2 separate regions of the Homo sapiens genome follow, and region 2 is linked to region 1. A link is a loop called in an ENCODE intact Hi-C map of the cell type or tissue named here. Cell type or tissue: IMR-90. All regions are shown on one strand.

Region 1 (8,000 bases):
TTCGTAAGTGGTGTAACTGCTTCTTTTGTGGAACCGCTTCAGTGTTTTCTCTCATAATAAGGATGAGTCTCCAGCAGGGGAAAATATACGCCCTGGAAATAATATCATAATGGGGAAGGTTCCATGATATAATTCACGGAAAGCAGTTAGCATGGTGCTTGATATCTAGTGAGTGCTCAGCAATGGCAATGGTTGTTGTTATTGCTATTAAGTAAACAGAATAAAGACAGAAGCACACAGAAAAATATATTAACTGTTTGCCCTTGTTTCACTCTGCAGAAGCAGGAAGGGCCTTTAAAACTTAGCCTGGTGGTTCTGTTTATTAGGTAAACTATTAGTGAATTGATTTTTAATGGATACCATCCGTTCTTAGGCCCCTGAGCCGCCTGCTTTTTATGTAATCTCTGTGGTGTCTCTTTACCTAGATAACACAGAGCAGGCTTCTGTCAGGTTGTGAAGCAAGAACAAGGTCGTCAGCCTCAGTGCTAATTCCTCTGAAATTGAAATGCCTGTGCCTTTGGTTTGGTTCCGGCACCCTTTCTCTGGGCTTTGGTGATAGTTTGATGGAGGAGCCTGGCTTCCTAAGCAGATAAGCAGGGTTTCTCAGCCTCAGCATAATTGACTATTTGGACTGGATAATTTTTTTCTTGCCGGAGCTGTCCTGTGCATTGTAGGATGCCGGTAACACCTTTCCCCATCCCGTCCCCAGTTGTGACAACCAAAAATGTTCAGAGACATTTAAAAATTGGCCCTAATCAAGAAACACTGAGATAGATTAAAGAGAAAAGCCAAGATAATAGTCCTAAAATTTGTCAGTCTTAAGACATCTCAATGAAATGCCATATATATACTACGTGTGTATATATACATATATTCATATATATATACTGTGTATATACTAATATATACAGATATATACTGTGGGTATACATATATCCACATATAACAAGAATAAAGGGGCCACTCCCCCCATGTTTCCTACACACTTCATGCAAATGTATGTTGACATACACACACATTGTATATGTAAACTTATAAAGTTTAAAGGGTCCTCTTGCCATATAGACCAATGGAACAGAACAGAGACCTCAGAAATAACACCACACATCTACAACCATCTGATCTTCAACAAACCTGACAAAAACAAGGAATGGGGAAAGGATTCCCTATCTAATAAATGGTTCTGAGAAAACTGGCTAGCCATATGCAGAAAACTGGAACTGGACCCCTTCCTTACACCTTATAAAAAAATTAACTCAAGATGAATTAAAGATTTATGTGTAAAACCCAAAACGATAAAAACCCTAGAAGAAAACCTAGGCAATATCATTCAGGACATAGGCATGGGCAACAACTTCATGACAAAAACACCAAAAGCAATTGCAACAAAAGCTAAAATTGACAAATGGGGTATAATTAAACTAAAGAGCTTCTGCACTGCAAAAGAAACCATTATCAGAGTGAACAGGCAACCTACAGAATGGGAGAAAATTTTTGCAATCTACCTGTCTGACAAAGGTCTAATATCCAGAATCTGCAAGGAACTTAAACAAATTCACAAGAAAAAAACAAACAAACCCATCAAAAAGTGGGCAAAGTATATGAACAGACACTTCTCAAAAGAAGACATTTATGCGGCCAACAAACATATGAAAAAAAGGTCTACATTACTGATAATTAGAGAAATGCAAATCAAAACCACACTAAGATACCATCTCATGCCAGTCAAAATGGGGATTATTAAAAAGTCAAGAAACAATAGATGCTGGTGAGGCTGTGGAGAAATAGGAACATTTTTACACTGTTGGTGGGAATGTAAATTAGTTCAACCATTGTGGAAGACAGTGTGGTGATTCCTCAAGGATCTAGAACCAGAAATACCATTTGACTCAGCAATCCCATTACTCGGTATATACCCAAAGGAATATAAATCATTCTACTATAAAGATACATGCACATGTATGTTTATTGCAGCACTATTTACAATAGCAAAGACATGGAACCAACCCAAATGCCCATCAATGATAGACTGGATAATGAAAATGTGGCACATATGCACCATGGAATACTATGCAGCCATTAAAAAGGAATGAGATCATGTCCTTTGCAGGAACATGGATGGAGCTGGAAGCCATCATCCTCAGCAAACTAACACAGGAACTGAAAACCAAACACTGCATGTTCTCACTGGTAAGTGGGAGCTGAACAATGAGAATACATGGACACAGGTTGGGCGTGGTGGCTCACACCTGTAATCTCAGCACTTTGGGAGGCCAAGTCGGGCAGATCACAAGGTCAGATCGAGACCATCCTGGCTAACAGAGCGAAACCCTGTCTCTACTAAAAATAAAAAAAAAAAAAAATGCAAAAAATTAGCCGGGTGTGGTGGTGGGCACCTGTAGTTCCAGCTACTCGGGAGGCTGAAGCAGGAGAATGGTGTGAATCCGGGAGGTGGAGCTTGCAGTGAGCCGAGATCGCACCACTGCACTCCAGCCTGGGCGACAGAGCGAGACTCTGTCTCAAAAAAAAAAAAAAAAAAAAAAGAGAATACATGGACATAGGGAGAGGAACAACCCATGCCAGGGCCTGTCAGGGAGTGGGGGCCAAGGGGAGGGAGAGCATTAGGGCAAATGCCTAATGCATGTGTGACTTAAAACCTAGATGATGAGTTGATAGGTACAAGTAACCACCACAGCACATGTATACCTATGTAACAAACCTGTACGTTCTGTACATGTATCCTGGAACTCAAAGTTTAAAAAAAAAAAAAGGTACTCTTGTCTGGTTTATTACTGTTGTATCATAAATCAGACTATTTAAAAGGTCTCGCCTTTCAAAATGCAGCAAGAATCAAGGGGCCACTCCCGCATGTTTCCTGCATACTCCATGCACAAGAATCGCCTTCTGCTTAGACTGCACTTCCCCTCCTGGGCAAACTCTTACTCACTCTCCAACACCCAGTTCAATTGTTACATGCTTTTTAAAGAATTTCATGTGCCCCAGTGGCATTTTATAGATATGGTCTATCACCATGTTTACATTTTATTGTGTTAGTTATGAGTGTATCTCCCCACAAGATTGGGAACTATGTCTTACTCACTTTTCCATTTCTGGCCCTTAGTGCAGTGCTTGTCACAAAGCTTTTCCACAGTAAATGGCTCAGGGTTTGACTGCCAGAGTGGCAGTGTAGAAGCTGAAAATCTGGATTCCAACCCTTCTCTGCTCCTCATTAGCTGTATGACCTTAGCCAAGTCTTTTAAATCCTTAAAAATTCAGTTTCCTCACCCACAAAATGAAGATGATAATACTTACAACTTGACAGCAGTGCCATGATTTAAAACCCCCCAGAGATATTAGTGCCTCTTTGGGAAATGAGCTGGGTTAGAATATATGAAATTTATCATTAGAATTTTGTAGCTGGGCATAGCATGGTTTTGACAGAGGTCTCCCGAGGGGAAATTTGAGGTATTATGAATTATTTAATTATGACTATAATATTTAATAACTACTTGCCTTAAAATATTTTTTAAAGAAATTATATCCTTCAATTCCCAGAAATGCATCCAGGGGACTTTATTCAGGGCTGGAGGGAGACCTCAGAACCAGCATTCTTTGGGGATTACTGTACTTGGGACCAAAGGCTGAGGACGCCTGGCTTCATCCTCATTCATTGGGCAATGCCACAGGGAACATTTAACAACATTCCCGTGATGCTTCTGCTCTCTGTTTGTTGCATTGGAGGCAACTTGGAACAGAAAGATGATGGGCTCTGGGGCCAGATGATTCACCTACCTGTGTATCATGTTCAGGAAATTGTTTAACATTTCTGAGCCTCATTTTCCTCATCTTTTAAAAAATGAGAAAAATGGTCAGGCGCGGTGGCTCATGCCTGTAATCTCAGCACTTTGGGAGGCAGAGGCAGTTGAATCATCTGAGGTCAGGAGTTCAAGACCAGCCTGGCCAACATGGCGAAACCCCTTCTCTACTAAAAATACAAAAATTAGCTGGGACATTCCCACACTTGTAGTTCCAGCTACTCAGGAGGCTGAAGCAGGAGAATCACTTGTACCCGGTGGGTAGAGGCTTCAGTGAGCCAAGATCGCACCATTGTACTCTAGCCTGGGCAGCAGAGTAAAACTCAAAAAGGGAAAAATAACAAAAGTTCTTTCTCCCATACTTGCTTTGAAACGGAAATAAGGTCATATGAATAAAAGATCTAACAGACGTGGGGCCCATAGTGAATACTTGCCCAGTATTAGCTGAATTTTATTCATGGAGGACAAAGCACTTTCGTTTGTTTGTTTGTCTTTTTGAGACAGAGTCTCACTTTGTCGCCCATGCTGGAGTGCAGTGGTGCGATCTCAGTTGGTTCAAGTGATTCTTGTGGTTCAGCCTCCAGAGTAGCTGGGATTACAAGCGCCCACGACCACACCCGGCTACCTTTTTGTATTTTTAGTAGAGATGGGGTTTCGCCATGTTGGCCAGGCTGGTCTTGAATGCCCGGCCTCAAGTGATCCGCCTGCCTCAGCCTCCCAAAGTGTTAGGATTACGGGCATAAGCCACTACATAGCCAGGACAAAGCACATTTTAAACATCTTTCTCCACTGTGTGGTAGTATCTGGCTTGCCTTTTCACTATCAGAGGCTCTGGTGCAAAGAGCCGTGAACTCACGTATTAAATTCTTCTAGTGTTCTTAATAGGGGTATTATTTTTGCCTAGTAATAATGATCATATTCATAACAATAGCAACCACAGTGAACATATACTAAACATTAGTGTGCTTGCATTTTTCTACATGCTTCGTATATACTAACTCAACAGTACTGTGAAAAAAGTTCTAATATTAACCCCCCTTAACAGGCTGAGGTGCAAATGGATTAAGAAATTGTTCAGTGTCACTCACACAGTTGGAAACTGGGGAACCAGGATTTTAAAACAGATGTTTGCCACCAGAGCACATCTTCTTAACCACTAGGCCTCACTGTCTGATGGCTGCGTGTTGGTTTGTTCATTCATCCAGTAAATGCATATTGAGCAGTTATTTATACCAATCATTGAAACCGAGTGGATGAATAAGACACACTTTCAATTCTCAGAGAGTTCACAACTTAGTAGTCAAGACAGATAGGTAAATAAATGGCTTCCATGTAATGTGGTTAAAACAACAGCAGAGGTCAGTATTAGGTACAGTGGAAGCACTAATGTGGCAGGACTTGATTCTATGGCTAATTTCCTCCTGACAGATAAAGGGGCCCCTTGAATGAACTAAACAGTGAACAGGTAAATGGCCCTGCTACAGAAATGAGTACCCAGCAGCTGCTGTGGCTGGTCAGATGCAGGTAACTGCTGATCAGTCTAGTGTGAAACCTACTTAGAGATCATTTAGGTAGTCATTCAGCCCAATATTTTACTACTTGAGTTATCTTCTTTGTCTGAGAAAAGAAAGATAATAAAATACTATGTGACTTAGAAGCCAGGCAGTTGCTATATGTGTTCTCATGATCAATAAAACTGATAAACTACGAAACAGATACTCAACTTGTCCTATAAAAACAAAAAAGTGCTGTGGTTTTGACGTTCACGTTCTACAAGACTGTGTTTTCGTCAGTGTTAGATTGCGAGATGGTGATCTCAAAGTTTGTTCTGAGCAGGGGGAAGTAAGAAAAAAAAAGTTTTAGATATGTCCTTCCTTCTTGAAGCCACTTTCTATGTTGACTGCTTTTTTTTTTTTTTTTTTTTTTTATGAGATGGAGTCTCATTCTGTTGCCCAGGCTGGAGTGCAGTGGCGTGATCTCGGCTCATTGCAACCTCTCCCTCCTGGGTTCAAGCGATTCTCCTGCCTCAGCCTCCAGAGTAGCTGGGATTATAGGTGCCACCACTATGCTCAGCTAATTTTTCTGTATTTTTAGTAGAGAAGGGGTTTCACCATGTTGGCCAGGCTGGTCACAAACTCTGGACTTCAAGTGATCCTCCCGCCTCGGCTTCCAAAAGTGCTAGGATTACAGGTGTGAGCCACCGGGCCTGGCTGACTGCTTATTTTCTGAGTTATTAGGAAAAATGGGAAATGGCAGGGCTTCTCAGGCAGCCTGCTCACCAGGCATGTGTCTATGCTCTTTTCATTTCCTCTGATGATCTGGAAGAGAACTATGGTCTCAGAGAAAAAGCCATTGTTCCAGGAATGTCTGTCAGTAATGCATTGTGGGTTTCAACGAAGACATCACTTAAGGGATGGAACATTGGTGTATCTGCTTAGTGCCTGTGGCTTTCCCACTGAAGGAAGAAATGAGCTCCTCTAGATTCCAATATTGCACTGTGGCAAAGCATGCCTTCCCCCACCGAAAAATGTTGTAGATTTAAGGGAGACTTCTTACATAGATCTCCTATGTACCTGGGTTAAAATGTGTAGGAAGAGTCTTAAGCATTTAAAAGAGTTGTCCCAGAAACCAAGAAGGGCTTATTCCAAGCCTGGTGAAACTACCTTTGTTATGAAGCAATGTTTTGTTGGTTTTTGCTGTTGCTGTTGTTGTTGTTTTTGAGATGTGGTCTTGCTATGTTGCCCAGACCCACCTCAAACTCCTGGGCCCAAGCAATCCTCCTGCATAAGCTTCCTGAGTAGCTGGGATTACAGGCATGATCCACCACACCCAGCTCCATAGCTTGTGCTCTGAAAGGAGATATTACACAGGGATATGAAGATGAGACCGCAAAGAGAGAGGCTGTCAGGGGACATGAGGACTGTGAAGGATGGGGTTACACAGAGCTGACGCTTTCTGTTGTAGTCACTCTTAGCATTGCACAGGGCTTTTAAGTGAACTAGATTAGTGCTTCTTATCTTTTTTCCTCTGCCCCAAACACCTGAGAGACAAAATATTTGTACTAAAAACACCTGCAGGGCTGGGTATCAGAAACTCGGAGTGAATGGGGGTTACTGGAAGAAGGGAAGAGCTGAAGGAAAGAGATGAAAGAAGGAAGAACTTACGCATTTTAAAAACAGAAAAAACAGGTGAGTGGGAGTCTGCTTCCCCTGCTATGAAAAGTCACCACAATCCAGTGAACCACTCTCCTGTAGGGTGTCTTTGACTGAGTTATGTCCCTGTCCCTGAAAGATGAGTTATGCTGGTTCATATGTGGGTCATTCCTACCTATGGGTTGGCCCTAAGCTTGTTCTCTGGAATGTCCCAGAACATGTCTGTTAACTCTTCCCATATGACCATCCTCCAAATACTTGGAGTCAGGCCTCTTCTAAGACTTCTCTTTCCTTGATTAAACTTCAGCCCTTCTCTTCCTACCCATCCTACACCCTCTCACCTCAGGACTCTACTTTGTGCCAGGTGAGACCAGCTAATCTGAAAAACAAATTCATATTATATCAGCTGGTGGTAATGTTACCCTCATGTCTGCAATCACAAAACAGGAAGAAGCCTTAGAAGTCAGCTCAATCCAATTCCATATTTGTTCACAAAAAAAGTGGAGACTCATTGTTACATATTTGTTGATATTTGTTGGTGGGTCAATTAGGACCAGAATGCAAGTTTCTAAACACCACATGTAGCAGAATATGTACCAGGTCACATTCCCGGAGAGAATTTCAATAGGCGGTAAGTTCAGGTGTAACCTAGCAGAAACGAACAATTCAATAAAGGCTCCAGCCTGCTAGGGCCTTTTGTCTATTTCAACACACTGTATATAATTTAATTTTATAGAGTAAGATAATCTCCAAACCAGGGAGGCTTCTAAGTGTGTCTGTTTCTTATTATTAAGACGGTGGTTTGTTGGGGTTTTTTTTGTTGTTGTTTCCGTTTGTTTGTTTGTTTTTGTTTTTTGAGATGGAGTCTCACTCTGTCACCCAGACTGGAGTGCAGTGGCACAATCTCAGCTCACTGCAACCTCTACCTCCCGGGTTCAAGCGATTCTCCTGCCTCAGCCTCCACAGTAGCTGGGATTACAGGTGTCTGCCACTACACCTGGCTAATTTTTTTGTATTTTCAGTAGAGACAGGG
Region 2 (8,000 bases), 60 kb after region 1:
CAAAGTAAATACCATCTTTCTGGAAAGAGTGATCCCTACATGATTAGGGAATCATTTTTATTTTTTCTAGTGTTTGACAAGTACATGACTATATCAGGATTTCAAATTGAGGAAACCATTGACCGCGAGACTTCTGGCAATTTAGAGCAACTACTCCTTGCTGTTGGTAGGTGATTTACAATGTATTGATATTTTTGGTGGTAAGAGCTAAAGCATTTTATTCAATTGAGGCTGCATCTGAAAATAACCACCTAGGTGTGAAGGAAGAGCTTGATATGATATTTAGGGGAAGCAAACTCCCAAATTTCCAATTCAGAAATTTATTTTGATGTTGGAAATACAGGATTGTCTGGTTAGTTCATCTAAATCCTATGGAAATACTAAGATAATTGTTTAAAAATCATTTTGAAGCTGCATTAAAAATATTATTTATTGATAAACCTGAAATGTCGTGGACATTATCTCAGAGGCTTGTAAACATTATTTCTGATACCTGTGGAATTTTAGAATTTTTTTGAATACTGTTCTCTCAGCTTTGAGGCAGACTAAGAAATTGTCATCTGGTTTAGAAAAGAAGAATATCTTTGATGTAATAGAAGATGTGATGATGGTTGTTTTCAAATTAAATAATTTAGTTTTATTTTAATTAAATATTCAGAATAATCTGGAAAAATTGGAGAACTGAATCTGTGCAGTTGATTGCAGTATTATGTACTCCAAAGCTAGGGAGAATCTAGTTTGTGAGTCTCCTGTGGTCCTTTTGTTCATATGGGTCTGCAGTGAGCCTCTGTCTGCTGTTTGTTCCAAGTATTTGGCCTTGAGCTCACACTTTTGTGCTCTCTGTCTTCAGGAGACTAAGCTAAAGATCTGCATGAACCAACTCTAAAAGTAGCCTTTCACTTGAGTACACAGTTAATGTACTTTTACCAGAAAACTTTTAGACAGGTCCTTCATAATTAGAATACGCATACAAATTAAGACATTTTCAGTTACTGGTGGCTGTTTTTCTTAAGACTTAGAAAAGGGAGAATTAAGAAATCTCCACATGCAAGGATTATTTTTGTATATTAAGGAATTTTCATGATAGATTTTCTGAAGCTAAGCAGACTGAGGTCTGAGCAGCCCCAACCTACATTCAACATGTACATGTTCAGAGAAGAGATCCTTTCTGATATTGATTTATCTGTTTTTGTACTGAAATGGATAAATCTCATGCTGCTCTGTGTGAATCATTGATATTAAAGAATATGTAGAGAGTATAGGAAGATCACCCAAGAGTTTAAAAAAATTAGGTAGTAATCTTGTATTATTTGCTTTAATGTCTTGGAATGAAAACTTCCAAGGGATTTGTGTAATTTATTGGTGATGAAGAATGTTGTGGTATTATGATAACAATCCAGGCTGCCCAAACTGCAGTATCCAAAAAGTCTTCACAGAACCAAGGCGCATAGAAAAACCTGTGCCCTTATTCTCCATGCCTTTCTATGCAGACCTCAGAACTCCAAGGAAAACCTAAGCCAGTGTCTAAGAAAATACTTGGTGAGTGAGGAAATCAGATTAGCTTACAGCTCTTTAGCCTCTGGTACTTTTGTGTTTTTATAGAAGTAGAGCTATAAGCAGGAAGCAGCACTTGATTTTTAATTACTTAATCCTTTACATATCAAAATAGCATTTGACCATTGTATTGTTTATTTTCTTAGTGAAATCTATTCGAAGTATACCTGCCTACCTTGCAGAGACCCTCTATTATGCTATGAAGGTAAGTGGAGACCATGAACCTTCTATCTAATACATTTCTCTTTCTAATTATTATTCTTCACTTTTGTTTATGTTTTAGATGATAGACCTTGGGAATTTTTCCCTTATAACATTCAACCCAGTTCTACTAAATTGTTATACCTTATTGATTCACCCGCACCCGGGAGCATTTGATCCTATGTTTGAAGTTTTTAAGCATTTTGCTTCTCTCTTTTTTTTTTTTTTTAAAGGGAGCTGGGACAGATGATCATACCCTCATCAGAGTCATGGTTTCCAGGAGTGAGATTGATCTGTTTAACATCAGGAAGGAGTTTAGGAAGAATTTTGCCACCTCTCTTTATTCCATGATTAAGGTAGTAGAACCTTTCTTTAAATTACGTTTGGGAATCCAAAGCAGACTGGTATGTTGCATGAAAGACAAGGATAAGAGAACCTGATTCTTGTGTTAAGTTTAAAATTTTAGTGACACGATTAGAGCAATGAGTTAAAAAGCTTAGCATAATGTTTCCTGAAGTAGAGATGATGGCTCCCAAGTGAAAGCATGGGTATTGATGTGGCTGAGGCTCTTGGTGAACTCAGAAGCATTATTTAGTAGTGGTAACAGATGACTCAACAAACCAAACCCCTTGCCTATGATAATAATGTGTTCTTTCTGTCTTTTATCAATTCCAGCTGTCTTTATTAGTCCTTCTTTTATTTCATATCAGCTTTTCCTTTCTTTATCGTCTGTTATCACCTTATCTCTGATGCTGGTTTCTAATTCAGGAAAGAGCCAACCAGGTCATATTGGGAGTAAAGAGCCCCTAGGTATTAGTATCATTTTTGTTCTTTTTAAAACAAGGTGCTCTGTGGCCTATAATTACATTTAGCTTAAAGTCTTTTGACTTTTTTTTTTTTTTTCCAGTAAAGGTTAATGTGGACCATGTGCAAAGCAAGATTTCAATTGAGCAGAAGCTTTTAGTTTAGCATGTTTGTGGTTTGGCTGGCCCAAAGGACACTAGAGAGTTTACCCATGCACTTTTAGCTTGAAACATTAATTTATCATGCATGTCTGCATGTGAGACAAGCAGATGCAAAGCATGTTCTGCCCTTCTGTCTCGGAGGGAGAGCCATGACAGCCCTGCAGCCCCAGCACTGCCCGTGTTAGCTGATATATACCAAGTGATAGAAACTATTCTGTCTAGAAGGCTTGATTTGACTATAGTTGTTAAAGTTGCCTGATTCTTTGTGTTACCAGAGGGAATACTGAGTGTCTGAGGTTACATTGGTAGGAAACTCCCTGCATAACATTCCTGATGTGAAAGTCACAGAGATTACCCACTTGGGAGAAGAGTCTTATGAATAAAATTTGTTGCCAGTTATTTAGTTTTAAAATTTTCTATGGCTTCTGTGAGTCATGGAGGTTAATGGAATACATTTGGTTTCAGGGAGATACATCTGGGGACTATAAGAAAGCTCTTCTGCTGCTCTGTGGAGAAGATGACTAACGTGTCACGGGGAAGAGCTCCCTGCTGTGTGCCTGCACCACCCCACTGCCTTCCTTCAGCACCTTTAGCTGCATTTGTATGCCAGTGCTTAACACATTGCCTTATTCATACTAGCATGCTCATGACCAACACATACACGTCATAGAAGAAAATAGTGGTGCTTCTTTCTGATCTCTAGTGGAGATCTCTTTGACTGCTGTAGTACTAAAGTGTACTTAATGTTACTAAGTTTAATGCCTGGCCATTTTCCATTTATATATATTTTTTAAGAGGCTAGAGTGCTTTTAGCCTTTTTTAAAAACTCCATTTATATTACATTTGTAACCATGATACTTTAATCAGAAGCTTAGCCTTGAAATTGTGAACTCTTGGAAATGTTATTAGTGAAGTTCGCAACTAAACTAAACCTGTAAAATTATGATGATTGTATTCAAAAGATTAATGAAAAATAAACATTTCTGTCCCCCTGAATTATGTGTACATGTGTGTTTAGATTTATTATTAAATTTATTTAACAATGTTCTCTCTTTTTAAGCTAATAATTGACAGTGGTGTTAGTTGAGAACTGAATTTACAGTTGGTCTTTTGGGCAGTAAGAAATGCAAACCATAGACTGAATTTCCTTCATAGTACATGATTTTTCCTAAATATAGGAAAGATCGAAGGGGTCTCTGGTTTATTTGCACCATGTTTATTTAGGCATCTATTAAAGCAATGCTTGTGGTGCTACTTGCTTAGTAGAAAAGCTAATTATAAAACTTAATGCAAAAATTCAGAGTACTACCTTTCTCTTTCCTCTTTCCTATTGTGAACTTGCCTCCCATTTACTGTCTGTCACTTTCTTTGAGATAAATAAAAAAGACAATAATTTTTTCTAGAAAGAAGCAGTTTATCGATCTCTTCTAATATTTGCCTTTCAGTTTTCTGTTTTCAAACTGCCATTTCAGTTGGTGTCATTTTTCTTTTTGTACTTATGCCCTTCTGGTTGCATTTTTTTTTTTAAAGCCAAGTAATTGCCATTAATAAGCTTTTTTAAATAAAATGAACTAATCTTCCTTTGAAAACTTTAAAATAGTGATAATATTCTTTTCACCACCGTTGATGCTCATCAGAATAACCAGGGGAATCTTAAAAACTGTATGTGTACACATGATATTGGATTTTTGTTTTTTTGAGAGGCCTCATAGGCAATTTTAATGCAGAGGCAAGTTGAGAATCAGTTGGTTATACTTTTCACATAGAAGATGATATGTTTCAAAGAGCTCTGTTCTGTTATTGAAAATAGGCCACTGGCTTTAAATATAAGCCCTGGATTATTTATTAGTAACACTTTAAGAGAAATCCACCTGTGAGCTTTAACATTTGCTATATTTTCTGTAGGTCTGGATCTGAAAATTTATTAATAAAAGAATTAAAAAAATAAAAATCCACAAAAAACATTTGCTATATTTATTTACTTAGTGACCTTCTTCCCAGCTCTCTGTGAGTTTATTGGGAGACAAATTTTTGTGGAACTAGATAAGCTGATTGTAAACATCATGCAAAAAAGGAAGGATTGTTAGTAAAACTTGAGAGTAGTGAGGGAGCACTATTCTTCTATTCTTTACACAGATTAGACTACATATCCTGAATAGCTGAAACAGTATAATACTGTGGCATGAATAGACAGACAAAACAGCAAGTTCAGATATGGAAACAAATCATTTGGAAATTTAGTATATGTTAAAGGTAGGTCTTAATTTGCTGGGTAAAGATAGCATTTTTTTCTAACAAATGGTGTGAAGACAGTTGGGGAGCCATCTAGGAAAATATAAGGCTTTTTCTATACCTCATGTATCAGGTAACTCTCAAAATGAAACATTTAAACTTAAAAATAAAATCATAAACATATGAGAAAGAAGCATGGAGGGATTTCATCATACCTGCACCTTCTAGATTCTCTGGGAAGCAGATGCTGAGATGGAGTTAGGGATGCAACAGGTTTATTGAATGGAACAGGTAGAAGGCAGGATTGGGCAAGGGGTGTCATCAGATTGCACTGCAGACCTGACCAAATCTTTGCCAGTATCATGTGGAACTCTGAGGCAAAGAGTTCCTGCAAAGAGCCCTTTGTGAGACAGAAGTGCCTGGGCCCTGTGCCACCACCTTCCTTACTCAATTATTGGCTAAGTGTCTTCTGGAGAAGAGCTTGGCTTGGCTGGAAAGCTGAGGCAAAACCTGAAGGAGATTAAGAGTTGGAAGGCTGTCAGCAACCCACATTTTCACAGCTTGGAACTGAGTATTTTCTTGAAAGGGGATCTAAGTGGTGCAGTTCCATGTCTGCCATAATGATCTTGAAGTGTGAGGCCTTTCTATCACCCAAAATCCAGAAGCCATAGGAGAAAAGATGATTATTTTTGATTTCCTAAAAATCAAAAACTACATGGAAGGCAGGCCAGGCACAGTGGCTCATGCCTGTAATTCCAGCACTTTGGGAGGCCAAGGTGGGTGGATTGCTTGAGCACAGGAGTTTGAGACCAGCATGGACAACATGGCAAAACCCCATTTTTATTTTTTAAAAAACCAAACAAAAAATTAGCTGGATGTGGTGGCACACGTCTCTGGTCTCAGCTATTTGGGAGACTGAGGTGAGAGAATTGTTTGAGCACAGGAGCACAAGGCTGCAGAGAGCCTGAAGGAGGGAAGGAGGAAAGGAAGGAAGGAAGGGAGGGAGGGAGGAAGGGAGGAAGGGAAGACGGGAGGGAGGGAGGAAAGGAAGGAAGGGAGGGAGGAAGGGAGGAAGGGAAGACGGGAGGGAGGGAGGGAGGGAGGGAAAATCACCACCAAGACAATTTAAATGACAAACGGGAAAACATTTACAGTTCATACAACAAAGATCTAATCTCCTTTGTACATGCTGACACACCTTGTTTTATTGTACTTTGCAAACAATTAAAAAAAAATTTTTTTAAACAAATCATAAGTTTGTGGCAACCCTGCATTGAGTCAGTGTATCAGCACCATTTTTCCAATAGCATGTGCTCACTCTTTATCTGTTTGTCACATTTTGGTAATCCTTGCAATATTTTAAGTTTTCATTATTATGTATCTTATGGTGATCTGTGATCAGTGATCTTCAATGTTACTGTCATAATTAAGGTGCTATGAACCATGCCCATTTAAGACAGTGGGCTTAATTGATAAATATGTGAGTTCTGACTGCTCCACCGACTGGCTGTTCCCTCATCTCTCTCTCTCTTTCTCTCTCTCTCTCTGATCCTTTCTATTCCCTGAGACAAAACAATATTGAAATTAGGCCAATTAATAACCCTGCAATGGCCTCTGAGTGTTCAAATGAAAGGAAGAGACTCACACATCTCTTATTTTAAATGAAAAGTTCAAAGTGATTCAGCTTAGTGAGTAAGGCAGGTCAAAAGCCAAGGCAGGCTGAAAGCTAGGCTACTGGTGCCAAACAGCCAAATTGAGAATAAATGTAAATTTTAATTTTCTTTCTTGAAGAAAATTAAAAGTGCTACTCCATTGAACACATGAATGATTAAGACAGTGAAATAGCCGTATTGCTGATATAGAGAAAGTTTGAGTAGTCTGGTTAGAAGATCAAACCAGCCACAACATTCCCTTAAGTCAAAGCCCAATCCAGAGCAAGATCCTAATTTTCAATTCCATGAAGGCTGAGAGGTGAGGAAGCTGCAGAAGAAAAGTAAGTGAGCAGTTTTGGTTCATGCGGCTTAAGGAAAGAAGCCGTCTCTGTAATAGAAAAGTGCAAATTGAAACAGCAAGTGCTGATGCAGAAGTTGCAGCTAGTTCTCCAGATGACCTAGCTAAGATAATTGATAAAGGAGGCTACACTAAACCACAGATTTTTAGTGTAAACAAACAGCCTTCTATTAGAAGATGCAATTTATAGCTAGAGAGGATACATCAATGCCTGGCTAAAGCTTCAAAGAACAGGCTGACTCTTTAGGGGCCAATGCAGCTGGTGATGTTAAGCTGAAGCCAGTGCTCATTTACCATTCCCTGGATCCTAGGGCCCTTAAAAATCATGCTAAATCTACTCTGCCTGCATTCTATAAATGGTACAACAATGGATGATAGCACATCTGTTTATAGCATGGTTTGCTGTTATTTTAAGCCCACTTTTGAGACCTGCTCAGAAAAAAAATCCTTTTCAAAATATTACTGTACATTGACAATACACCTCATCACTTAAGAGCTCTGATGGAGATTTAGGAGGAGCTGAATGTTGTTTTCATGCCTGCTAACACAACATATATTCTGCACTCCATAGATCAAGGAGTAATTTCAACCTTTAAGTCTTATTAAAAAATGTACTTTATAAGGGCATAGCTGCCATAGATAGTGATTCTTTTGATGGATCTGGGCAAAGTAAATAGAAAACATTCTGGAAAAGATTCACCATTTTAGATGCCATTGATATGGTTTGGCTTTGTGTTCCCACCCAAATCTCATGTTGAATTATGATTCTGAGTGCTGAGTGGTGTGAAGTAACTGGATCACTGGGGTGGTTTCTAATGGTTTAGTATCATCCCCTAGTGTTGTCTCATAATAGAGTTCTCACAAGATCTGGTTGTTTGCAAGTGTGTAGCACCTCTCCCGTCACTCTCTCTTCCTCCTGCTCCACCATGGTAAGATGTACTTGCTTCTCCTTTGCCTTCTGCCATGATTGTAAGTTTCCTGAGGCCTCCCAGCCATGCTTCATGTACAGCCTGTAGAACTGTGGAATCAATTCAATTT

What was found. Hi-C counts contacts between places; a loop is a spot of excess contacts. Peaks named below come from ENCODE experiments on the same cell type or tissue, not always from the same donor. Only the 100,000 strongest peaks of a DNase experiment are listed, where the experiment ranks them.
Region 2: a loop joins it to region 1, with 4 times the contacts of the local background. A loop is called at or near these places in 17 of 110 quality-filtered maps.

The regions. Positions count from the first base shown.
Region 1 is chr4:121,724,032-121,732,031 of GRCh38, reverse strand. No RefSeq gene overlaps it. Among named protein-coding and RNA genes, the nearest start is that of ANXA5, 31 kb to the right of the region's middle. RefSeq lists a silencer at 4,967-5,146. In IMR-90, a CTCF peak has its summit at 5,169 (motif pointing right); DNase peaks (open chromatin) are centred at 3,021, 3,711 and 5,181; H3K27ac peaks cover 2,044 bases.
Region 2 is chr4:121,663,713-121,671,712 of GRCh38, reverse strand. It overlaps ANXA5 (annexin A5), which reads left to right. Exons shown (of 13, transcript NM_001154.4): 10 at 71-166; 11 at 1,701-1,759; 12 at 1,989-2,111; 13 at 3,186-3,767. The coding sequence ends at 3,245. Among named protein-coding and RNA genes, the nearest start is that of ANXA5, 29 kb to the left of the region's middle. In IMR-90, no CTCF peak of the experiment used is centred here; DNase peaks (open chromatin) are centred at 2,352 and 3,162; H3K27ac peaks cover 992 bases.